Linked DNA regions of Homo sapiens: region 2 is linked to region 1. Evidence: chromatin contacts called from ENCODE Hi-C or POLR2A ChIA-PET data. All regions are on one chromosome and are shown on one strand. The core of a region is the stretch at or near the end of the contact, and the rest is flanking DNA. Distances in the headings are between cores, read along the strand shown. Region 1 holds the start of TPH2 (tryptophan hydroxylase 2). Region 2 holds the start of TRHDE-AS1 (TRHDE antisense RNA 1).

What was found. Hi-C counts contacts between places; a loop is a spot of excess contacts on that map. ChIA-PET counts read pairs that join two places held with the same protein, here RNA polymerase II (POLR2A). Pooled maps may share reads with other maps.
Region 2: a loop to region 1 is called in a map of right lobe of liver, with 4 times the contacts of the local background. The contact joins the promoter of TRHDE-AS1 here to the promoter of TPH2 in region 1. A Hi-C loop is called at or near these places in 1 of 168 maps with a recorded cell type or tissue (right lobe of liver) and 1 of 50 pooled maps. POLR2A ChIA-PET finds 5 or more read pairs at or near these places in 1 of 52 experiments (WTC11).

The regions. Positions count from the first base shown.
Region 1 is chr12:71,936,099-71,941,150 of GRCh38, reverse strand. It overlaps TPH2 (tryptophan hydroxylase 2), which reads right to left and starts at 2,306. Exons shown (of 11, transcript NM_173353.4): 1 at 2,060-2,306. The coding sequence starts at 2,164. RefSeq lists a silencer at 2,141-2,440.
Region 2 is chr12:72,270,586-72,275,637 of GRCh38, reverse strand. It overlaps TRHDE-AS1 (TRHDE antisense RNA 1), which reads left to right and starts at 2,129. Exons shown (of 2, transcript NR_026837.1): 1 at 2,129-3,815. It overlaps TRHDE (thyrotropin releasing hormone degrading enzyme), which reads right to left and starts at 3,268. Exons shown (of 19, transcript NM_013381.3): 1 at 2,081-3,268. The coding sequence starts at 2,994.

The sequences.
Region 1 (5,052 bases), core at 1,057-3,556:
TTTTAGTTTCAATTAAATTTTAAAAACAAAATATCGATTTCATTCCAAAATATGTCAGCACATGCCCAGAAATTAATGGGTAGTATTACTTTCTTCAGTTAGATCCACATTGTCAATGTGAATCTGCCTGCAAAAGTTCAGCACAGACACATGTATAACTAACTCTAAGGCCATCTGTGTCAGAAGATAATATTTGAGAAGTGACTATTAAAATTCAGTGACAAATAAAAGGAAAAAAGGAGAAAGGCAGGAAGGAAGAAACCTGGCCAGCTAATTATTAGGGGCAAACAGTAAAAATCTGAGAAACTGAAAAAGATTAACACTTCATTAGCCACTTAAGATTTTATATTGCCTGATGAAGTAATGTCTATTAATCCTGCTGGCTAAAGAAAAAAATGACAGATTCCAGTAACTCAGGTCACATTGCCAGAAATGCAGAATAAAAAGCTGGAAACTTTATTTAGGAATAGAATGGGAGGAAACAAAACAAAAACAACAAGCTGGAAACTTTCATTTGACAGACAATGCAAAATTATGTGGTCTGTTTTATATTCTTTATATGCAAATACAGCATTGGGCAGACATAGAAGTAACTCCTGGCAAATGGTGATTTAATACAATCGTACCAATCTACTACATCCTCATGAAACTGAGAAATGTAGGTTTGCTTTGGGACCCAGTGAATAGTTATCTGCCATTGTCTTCTTCTGATTTCTCTACTGGCTTTATTTTCACACATCAGTATTGCCTTACTCACTAGATTTATATATAATAGAGATGGAGATTTTATTATTTATGACTTGAGGGAGGGAAGAAGTTTATGCAGACATTGACATTTGACAGTATGTTTAGTCATTAAAAGCTCAAATGTCTCAGTGTTCTTAACATCTGCCTCCTCCTCACCACACAACACACAGATCTTGCATACAGAAGTAGCATTTTTTATATAAAAGGGTCATACATTAACCATTACCCTGAGCTTACTTTGTTTTCCTTCTAGCAGTTAATTATGACTTCAAAACTCTTCATTGTAATATCTCATCCAAATATTCATGATATTTAAATGTTAAAAAATCTATTTACATTTTGGCCTCATTTTTGCAAATTGATTTAAATAATTCTACAGAAGTTGCCATGTTTACTTTTCAACATTTTTATCAGTAATAATATGTCAGTCCAACGCAGCCCTCTGGCACATATTTGGAGCTACGAAATTAAAACAGATGATTCTATGATACAGACTGAATTGGATTTGGTTGATAAACTCTGATAGTACAGTAATAAAATACCATTTAATATTTTTAATGACTAGGACCTGGATACATTTTTATTTCGTGGTTTTTATTAAATCCCATGACTACTACCTGAAAGCAGGATCTAAAATCCTGCAAATACTGCTTTTTTATCCTGTAGATATTATAAACATAAAACTCCCTTAAATACTATAGCAAGTGGTGTATTGCTTTCATTATTCCATCAAGTAAACTGAAAAAAATTGAGCAATGTGAAACACAGAAAAACTTTTGAAAGGAATCCAATCTTTCTTTTATTCCAATAACCTGCACCCATAACTAAGAAGAGAAAATAATAGTTCTATGTTTAAAGACCAGGCTTTGTAAACTGAAGGGGGTGTAGGAGACACAATGATCTTCTGAAAACCGTGGAAATTTATTTAATTTGTTCTCCCTACTCCTCCTCCTCATAATAAACGGCTTTTCAAAATTCTTCACACTCCATTTTTTTTTTTTTTTTTTTGGCTGTAGATTTAAGACATTGATTCATACAATCTCTCATTCTTAATGTTCAGGAACTTCTTAACTCTCTACTTACAAACTTTGCGGAAAAAAAGTTGAGCACGCAGTGATTGGCACACTCGCTTTACTTATGGAGAGAAGAGGAAGACTGGAGGCAGACAGGAGGAAAGCAGGGTAGACAGATTATAAAGAAGGAGAAATTTGAGGTGTGCGTGCTTACACTACAAAAGGGATTCATATGGTGAGGAGAAGATGGTCACACCCTAAAAAATAATTCTCCATAGTGCCAGGTACGTAGTACTCACTGTTGAGCTGCCAAGTAGCTGATGCTCTTCGGGCACTGCTGAATCCAGGGAAAACCCTCTCCGTGCCCAGTATTTACTGGAAAACATCATCATTGCTGGCTGCATGGATCCCGGTGTAATATTCTTTCTCTGCAGCAGGGGGTACTAGAGGGGCAGTAGCAGCGCTGGCGGAGATTGAGAGGAAGGGGCGTGCGATCAGCTGCCTGCTTGGGGCGCTGTCCAGAACCCTGGTGCTGAAGAGCAATGCGAATCCTCCCATCCCCGGGCTCCTTTATATGAATGACTGGAGACTGATGCAAGACTGATTAGAAAGAAACTCATTTCTGGTTGCCGATGGCCACAGTCAGATTACAGACCTGAAGCCTGGGGTTATCTGTGCTCATAGTGTGATTTGTTTCATAGGTCGAGTAGCTTTTTGGGCGGGGGTGGTGGAGAACAATACATAAGGGGGTGTTATTTGTACAAGAAACCATCTATCCTCTGACGTTAGTTCTCTCATCTCTCAAGCCTGCCACTGGCAAGTTAACCTCAGTCTTTAAGCAATTGTGAATTCAAAGATTTTGTGCTTTCTTTCCAAAATTAGAAAAATAATTTAAGAAAGATCAGCACTGCTGAATGCTTAAACCATTTTACGGATTTTTTAATTTTTAATTTTTATGGATAACTAATAGTTGTACACATTTATAAGGCACATGTGATATTTTGACACAAGCGTACAATGTGTAATGATCAAATAAGGTAATCAAGATATCCATTGCCTCAAGCATTTATCATTTCTTTTTGTGTTAGAAACATTCCAATTCCACTCTTCCAGTTATTTTAAAATACAAAAGAAAATAAATTATTGTGCTCCCGAACACTAGATCTTATCCCTCCCATCAGCATATTTTTTTTACTCATTGACCAACTCCATTTTATGTTAATAAGCTTTTTCTGACTTGACATATTCTAATTTTGTGCATGCAAATGTGTGAGTGTATATATGTGTAATGGCTTTCATAAAAGGGCTTCTTCTTAATCCTGTGATGCCTCTATGCAGAGTTATATGGAGGAAAATGTATTGCAAAGGAAAGGTAAGGGTTCAATTTAGCCACATGTAGATTACATATAGCTCAGATACTAATCCTGGAATCTTCCTTACTAAATGAGAAATAAAAGGAAACTAGATTCCCATATATCAGCCATTCATTTTAATACTCTTGTGGTTTTTCTCTCTACTGGAAATCATGGAAATTTAATCTTTGACATGACCCTTTCATATAAAAAGTGCTACTTAAATATACGAGATCTGTGCGTTATGTGGTGAGGAGAAAGCAGAGGTTAAGAGTACTATGACATTTGAGCTTTTAATGACTAAACATACTGTCAAATATCAATGTCAACTAGATCAAATCCAGCAACTTGACATGCATAGATTAATCAATATTCTTACTATTCAAACCTTAGAAAGTCATAAAATTCACCAGGCCACAGGAAAATGTTACCAATCTCCTGAAGAATGAAAAACTCTTGACCAAATGTGCTTGTTTGACTGAAAATCTAAACAAAATCTGGTGCTGGCACTGCTTGTCTATATAGAAAAAAAATTTCAAAACAAGTCGGGATGAACTAATATTGACTGAAGTTTAATTGTTTCTGGAGTCTTGAAGAGACATAATTATTAATTGATCTAATTCTGAAAATATTATTTGGCTTACATTTTCTGTAAGGGTCAGCTCTAATCAGCTAATAGGAGAAGCAAGTTTAAATAAGGCAAATGAACTAATGACAATAATAGTAGCTAATGTTACTGAGATGTAATGAAAGAACCAGAGATGTGAAGGGATAAAATCCACTAGATAGTGTCCCTGCTTGGATGTGGAAATGAGGGAAAAAAAGATATTAAAAGTAATTTATTTATAATATATATTTAGAATATTAAAGATTTAACTACTTTTGCTCACCCTGGAAACCCTATTAAAACAAGATAAAAAATTCCTTTTCAAGGTACACAAGAGTCGCATAAGTTGGAAAACAATGGCAACAAAAAATTAGCAGCTTGAAAGAAGAAAAAACTGATCAAAGGCTTTGCAGTCATGGGAAAGCTGAACCTTAAGCTATCAATGAAGAAGACTTAGAAGCAACGCACTTTACATGACAGAATACCCTAAAGGCTCAAATACCTCTGGAATTGAAGGTAGATGAGACTGAAAAAGAGTGGTTCAAAGTGTGAGAAGCAGTTAGACAAATCAAAACTTATAACAAAGTTACAATAATCAAGACAGTGTGGTACTAAGGACAGATATATAGGTAAATGAAATAGAATTGAGTGTCCAGAAATAAACCCTTACATGTAGAGGGAATTGATTTTCAACAAACGTGCCAAGACAATTCAATGGGGAAAGAATGATCTTTTGAACAAACTGTCCCGGGACAACTTTGGATATCCACATGCAAAATAATGAAGATGGACTTCTATTTCACATTGCACACAAAAATTAACTCAAAATGAATCACAAACACACATGTAAGAACTAAAATTAAAATTCTTAGAAGAAAGGATAGGAGTAAATGTTTTTGACTTTGGATTAGGCCATTGTTTCTTAGATAGGACACCAAAAACATAAGTACCTAAAGAAAAAAATAAGATTTCATCAAAATTAAAAACTTCTGTGCTTCAGAGGACACCCTCAGAAAAGTGAAAAGACAACCCACAATGTGGGAGGAAATATTTATAAATCATATATCTCATAGGAAACAGTATCCAGAATAAAAAATTCCTACAACTCAGCAATTAAAAAAACAGACCAATTTTTAATTGGGAAACAAAATTTATTTGAGACAGCTGGCTTTGTTACCCACAGTGGAGTGCAGTGGCACAATCATAGTTCTTGGCAGCCTCAACCTCCTGGGCTCAAGTGATCCTCCTGCCTCAGCGTCCCAAGCATCTGGGACTACAAGCACAGGCCATCACACCCAGCTAATTTTTTGTTGCTGTTGTAAAGGCAGGGTCT
Region 2 (5,052 bases), core at 880-3,379, 330 kb before region 1:
AAGCATTTATTTCACTGCAGCAAGATGTATCAGTAATGATATGCAACTCCCACTATTGACATTTTGACCTAAGAAGCTTGTTCCTAAACATAGTATGCAAATTTGTTTTCTATGCCTTTCCCCCGTATTTGACATAATTCTGGGTTTAAAAAATATTTTTAATCTGTATTCTTTAGAACATGTTGGAGGAAGTGGTAGAAGGGGGTTTAAAATATCCATATCTAATGTCAGGAGTAAGAAAGTGAATAATTTATACATTCACTTATAGGAGGTTTTAACTATCATACAGCTACTAAAGCATTGGGCATTTTATTTATAGGAGGTTACTTCATAGAACTCTATAAATAATAAAACTTTTGCTTACTTTCACAACACATTGCAATTTCCCCAGCCTCTTACACAATAACTTCTTCTGAGAGTTTCCAAACACCATAAGCTCTGTCTGGTCCAGGGATTAGAGAACCAAAGTTCAAGTCCTAACTCTCCACTGACAAGCCTGCTCACCTCCAGGGCCCTGGGCTTCTCCGAGCCCATTTTCTGCTGTTGTGAGAATCACCTGAGAAAAGGAGAGGCTCTGCCTCATTACTGATCTGTAACCTGCCTCCTCTTCTAAAGTTGTTGGTTTAATTTTTAAGCTCACTTTGGTTGTTCATCTGCCCTCAGTCATTTAATTAATCTAAGTTATCTTAGCAATGTGGGAATTAGAGCAAAGAACAAGAATCACTTATTCATTCAACAATATACCTGAGAGCTTACTGCCACAAGACACTCATGAGAGCTAGCATTTATGGTGGATACTCTATATGCCAGGCACAGGGGTAAGTACTTTGTAATGCATTCACTCATAGACGTCTACACCAATCCTACAAGTAGAATATTATTATTGGTATCCCCAAGTTAGAATTAAAAGTCTAGGCTCAAGAGCCAGACTCCCTGGGTCTAAATCCGTGCTTTGTCTGCTCACTCTTGGTGATCTTGATCAAGCTATGTGACACACCTGTGCCTCCATTTCCCCACCTGTAAAATAGGGAATGCTGATAATAGCGTCTACCTCATAGGGTTCTTGTCGGATTGAGTACATGGGCGTGCAATAAGCACTAGAAGTAGTCATGTCAGGAAAAGGTTAATTACCTTCCTCAAACCTCCACCAGAGTTAGATGAACAGCAGAGATTCGAACTCAGTTCTATTGGATTATGAGGTCTGAGCTCTAAACAAGTGGTGAAAAGCTCCACGGCCTCTCGGAAATTTTTTATAAAAATACAAAACTACACAAATGTAAAACGCGGCAAAGACACTAACAAGGCATTTGAGACTGACAACTAGCTTTCCCACCGCTTGGCCACTGGAATCATCTCCAGAGGCAGCAACTCATAAACAAACAACCGGAGTCGCCCTGCCTTAGCACAGAGCTGGCAGCGCCCGCGAGGCCACTTATCGCTGGCTCTGGCCTTGGCAACCTCCACCCCCGTCCCGGTCCTCTCAGCCTATCTCTGGAAACCACTCTTTTCACTCCGAATCTCAACTTGAAGTTTGGGGAAACTTGACGCAGCCAAAGCCCATCCTCTGCTCTGCACCTGGCAGGAGACTAATAGTCAGGGAAGATGGGCATGTTGTGGGTGGGGGTGGAGAACGGTGTGTCCCTGACCTGCCCTGACATGCTAACCTGGATGCGCTGTTGTCTTGGCCTTCAGCGCCACGTATTTTCCCTCGACAGTAACTTGGCAAGCTTTTCATGTCACTCTGGCATCGCTCAGATTATCAGCTACCCTTCAGAAAAAGAGCCCTGCGTTTCGATGGCTAAGGAACTCTGACAGGAAGAGGAGAGGTCCCGACTAGAGGAGGGGGCAGCATTCATCTTTTGGCACCGGTGAGTCAGTTTGCGAAGTTGGCGGCAGCGAGACCCCGAGGCATCTGGGAGACCCCGGAGTTCTGACTGCCCTACTCCGCTTTCGTTTCCTTCCCCCCACCCCTGGCTTCCCGGGTATTGGAAGCCAGCTGGGTCCCCGGGGTCGCAGGCCGCCCAGAGGTTCGAGCCGCGCGCCGGGGTGGGGCAGCGCGGGGCACCGCCTCCCTCCATACCTTCTCTCCCCGTGGAGCACATAGGAGCTGCGGAAGAAGCCCAGGAGCTCATTCTCGATGAGCGCGTTGTAGATAATCTTCAGATTGTAATTCCTCTGCGCGTCCAGTGTCCTATTCAGCACCACCACTAAGACCTGGGTTTGCGGGTAGAGGAAAAAACCGGCTACAGGGACAGCCCCGAACGCCCGGTCCTCGGCCAGCTGCACTTTCTCCACCGCCACTCGGGAAGCGTGCAGCACTACGTAGCGGGTGGCGTTCCGGCACGCGATCTCCACGTTGACCTCCCCGGAGAAGGTGAAGTTCTCCATGAAGGCGGTGAGCATCAGATTGTAGTGCAGCGGCTTCAGGTGGCCCGACAGGCGCAGCTGCGTCCACGGCTCCCACGGCTCCCGCTCCTCCTCCGACGGCGGCTGGGCCGACGTGGTCCCCGGACTGGCCACCCCACCCGCCTCGGGCTGCCAGGAGTCCCCGCCTGCGTGGTGGTTGCGCCGGGCCGATCCAGGGAGGCTCCCGTTGCCGCCGCGCTCCGGAAAGCCTGAGGGGCCACCGTCGGCGCCTGGCGTGGCACTCGCCCCGCACTCGTCGAAGCGCAGGCTGAGCAGCACAGCGAGCATTGTGACCGCGAGCAATGCCACGAGGGACACAGCGAAGGCCAGCACAAGCCGCTTGTGTACGGCGATGTGGCGCTCCGTGGTGCGGGGTCGCACTCCCACTGAGTCTGCCCACGGGTCGGAGAGCCCCCTGCTGCCAGCCCGAAGCGCGGCGTCGTCTTCCCCCATCGCGGCTGCGAAGGGTGAGCTGCTCTTCTCGGCCCCCTCCTCCTCCTCCTCCTCCTCCTTCTTCTTCTTCCTCTTCTTTTTCTTCTTCTTTTTCTTCTCCTCCTCTTGCTCCCCCAGCTCGCCGTCCAGGGCCATCACACCGCCTCCTCCTCCTCCCCCGCCCCCTCTGGCACCCCCCGCGGGCGGGCCACCCGGGCCACAGCCAGAGCAGGCATCGGAGAGCTCACGCGGGCCGAGGGCGCGCGACTGGGGATGCTGGCCCGGGTTCTTTTAAGACGGGTTCTGGACACAAGCGACGGCAGCTTCCGCGACCCCCATCAGCCCCGCCTCACTCTGGACACCGGGCTGTGAGCTCTGGGACGCGCCCAACTTGGAAAGCGTCTTGCTTGCCCAGCGCGCGCTACTTCTCGGACGAGCACCCGGCGGCGGGGCACATGCTGCCCCCGCCCCTGCGCGCCTGCGGCTCCCGGCTCTCCCTCCCCTGCGCCGCGCTCTCGCCTCGCTTTCCGCGGGAGCCTTCCAACCGGTTCTCGGCTAGGGAGAAGGACGGGAGCGGTGGGAAGAGCGAGGGTGTAGAGAGGGAAGTTAGGGCTTTCGCTTTCTCCCCCCACTCCAGCGGCGGCGTTCGGTCCTCTGGGTGGAATGTGCTCGCAGCAGCAGTGACGGCGGCCACAGCACGGGAGGCACCCGAGCCATACACCCTGCAGCTGGAGAGAAAAGGATGGCCGAGGTGGGAGAGACTAGAGTGAACCAGCAGGAGGAAGTCCCAGGGCCGCGAAGCTACGACGGAGATCCGTCCTGGAAAAGCCTTCTCCACCCTGGGCACTTTAAGCGGCGGTGGCGGCAAACGGCAGGAGGTTGCAGACCCGACAGCGAGACTCCCTCATTCCAGTCTTGCTCTGCCCTCCGGAGATGACAAGTGAGAAAGAAGTGTCCGGCCGGGCCATCCCCTTCAGGTAGATGAAGCTCTGGGTTTGCTCCATATCCCAAGGGGGAGAGCCGAAGTGCGTATGTCCGAGCGCGTGTGCATGTGTGTGCGCGTGTGTGCGTGTGTGTATATACACAGGCTTCGGGTTTAGATTGCCAGGGCTACTCCAGCTGCATTGAGGGACTGAAACTCCCAGAGAAAGGCAAAGGAGAGGGAGCGCGCGAGGAGGCAGGAAAGGCGGGAGGGAGGGGAGCGACTGAGCGGCAGAGGCAGGCACTGGGAGATTAGAGAGCTTTTCTCCGCTCTGTCACACCAGACACCCACAGCCACAGAGGGGGTTGCTGAGCCGCCTGCAAGAAGTACATTGTAAATCTTCAGCGCAACAAGCCCCGCAGTCACCCCTCTTCCTGACTCCTTAGCCCCACCGCGCTCCAGGGAGAGATCCTTGGAGCCTTTGGCTATTAACATAGAGAGCAAAAGAAGATCCTGCTAGGGAGATGTGGCTGTGTCAGATTTCACATCAAGCTCGCCAGAGGATTTGGAGGATTGTATGTAAATTGAAATAAATTCTCCAAAACCTGACTACATATATTACATTATACTGTGCGATGTGTCCAGGTGTGCAGTACTAAAATAATGTTAGCAATGAAGCATTAAAATCCTCCGGAAGTAAAGGCCAAAGCAAGGTGATGTTTTCCCCATAGGATAATTCCCATCTTTAGATTGGAGAAACGATTAACACACAATGTCTACAGTGTAACATTCAGGACCAAAACCCTGAGACTGAGAAAAGCTGGGCTTATTAGAACGGTGAACGAATACATTCCATGATTGGTCAGTTTTTCATTTCACCTAGCCATAATTACTTTCTTGCAGCTTTCCAGTGTTACCATGAACATTGTTTTAACTTTGTTAGGATAGTTATCAATAGACCAGTTTGCTGACAGCAGGCAGCATCAAAATAGGTTCATAGCCCATTGGCTGGTTATGGACTCTTGTCTGAGTATATTGGAGTTTAAAATTATACTGCAGAGTATGTATAAGTATGTGGGATATCCAACCTTCAGAATTTGTGCGAAGAACTCTAATTGGAACAATATTCAGAAAACAGCCACCCCAAAGGTGACATCTAGGAAGCAGGAGTCTCCAGTGTTTAGTAAAACAAAGTGTGATTGGCTTCTGGGTTAATTAAAAAAGTGAATAATAGAAAATTAGGTAATTCCTTTTTACATGTTTCTTTCATGTCTTCAAATCTTGAAGGCATT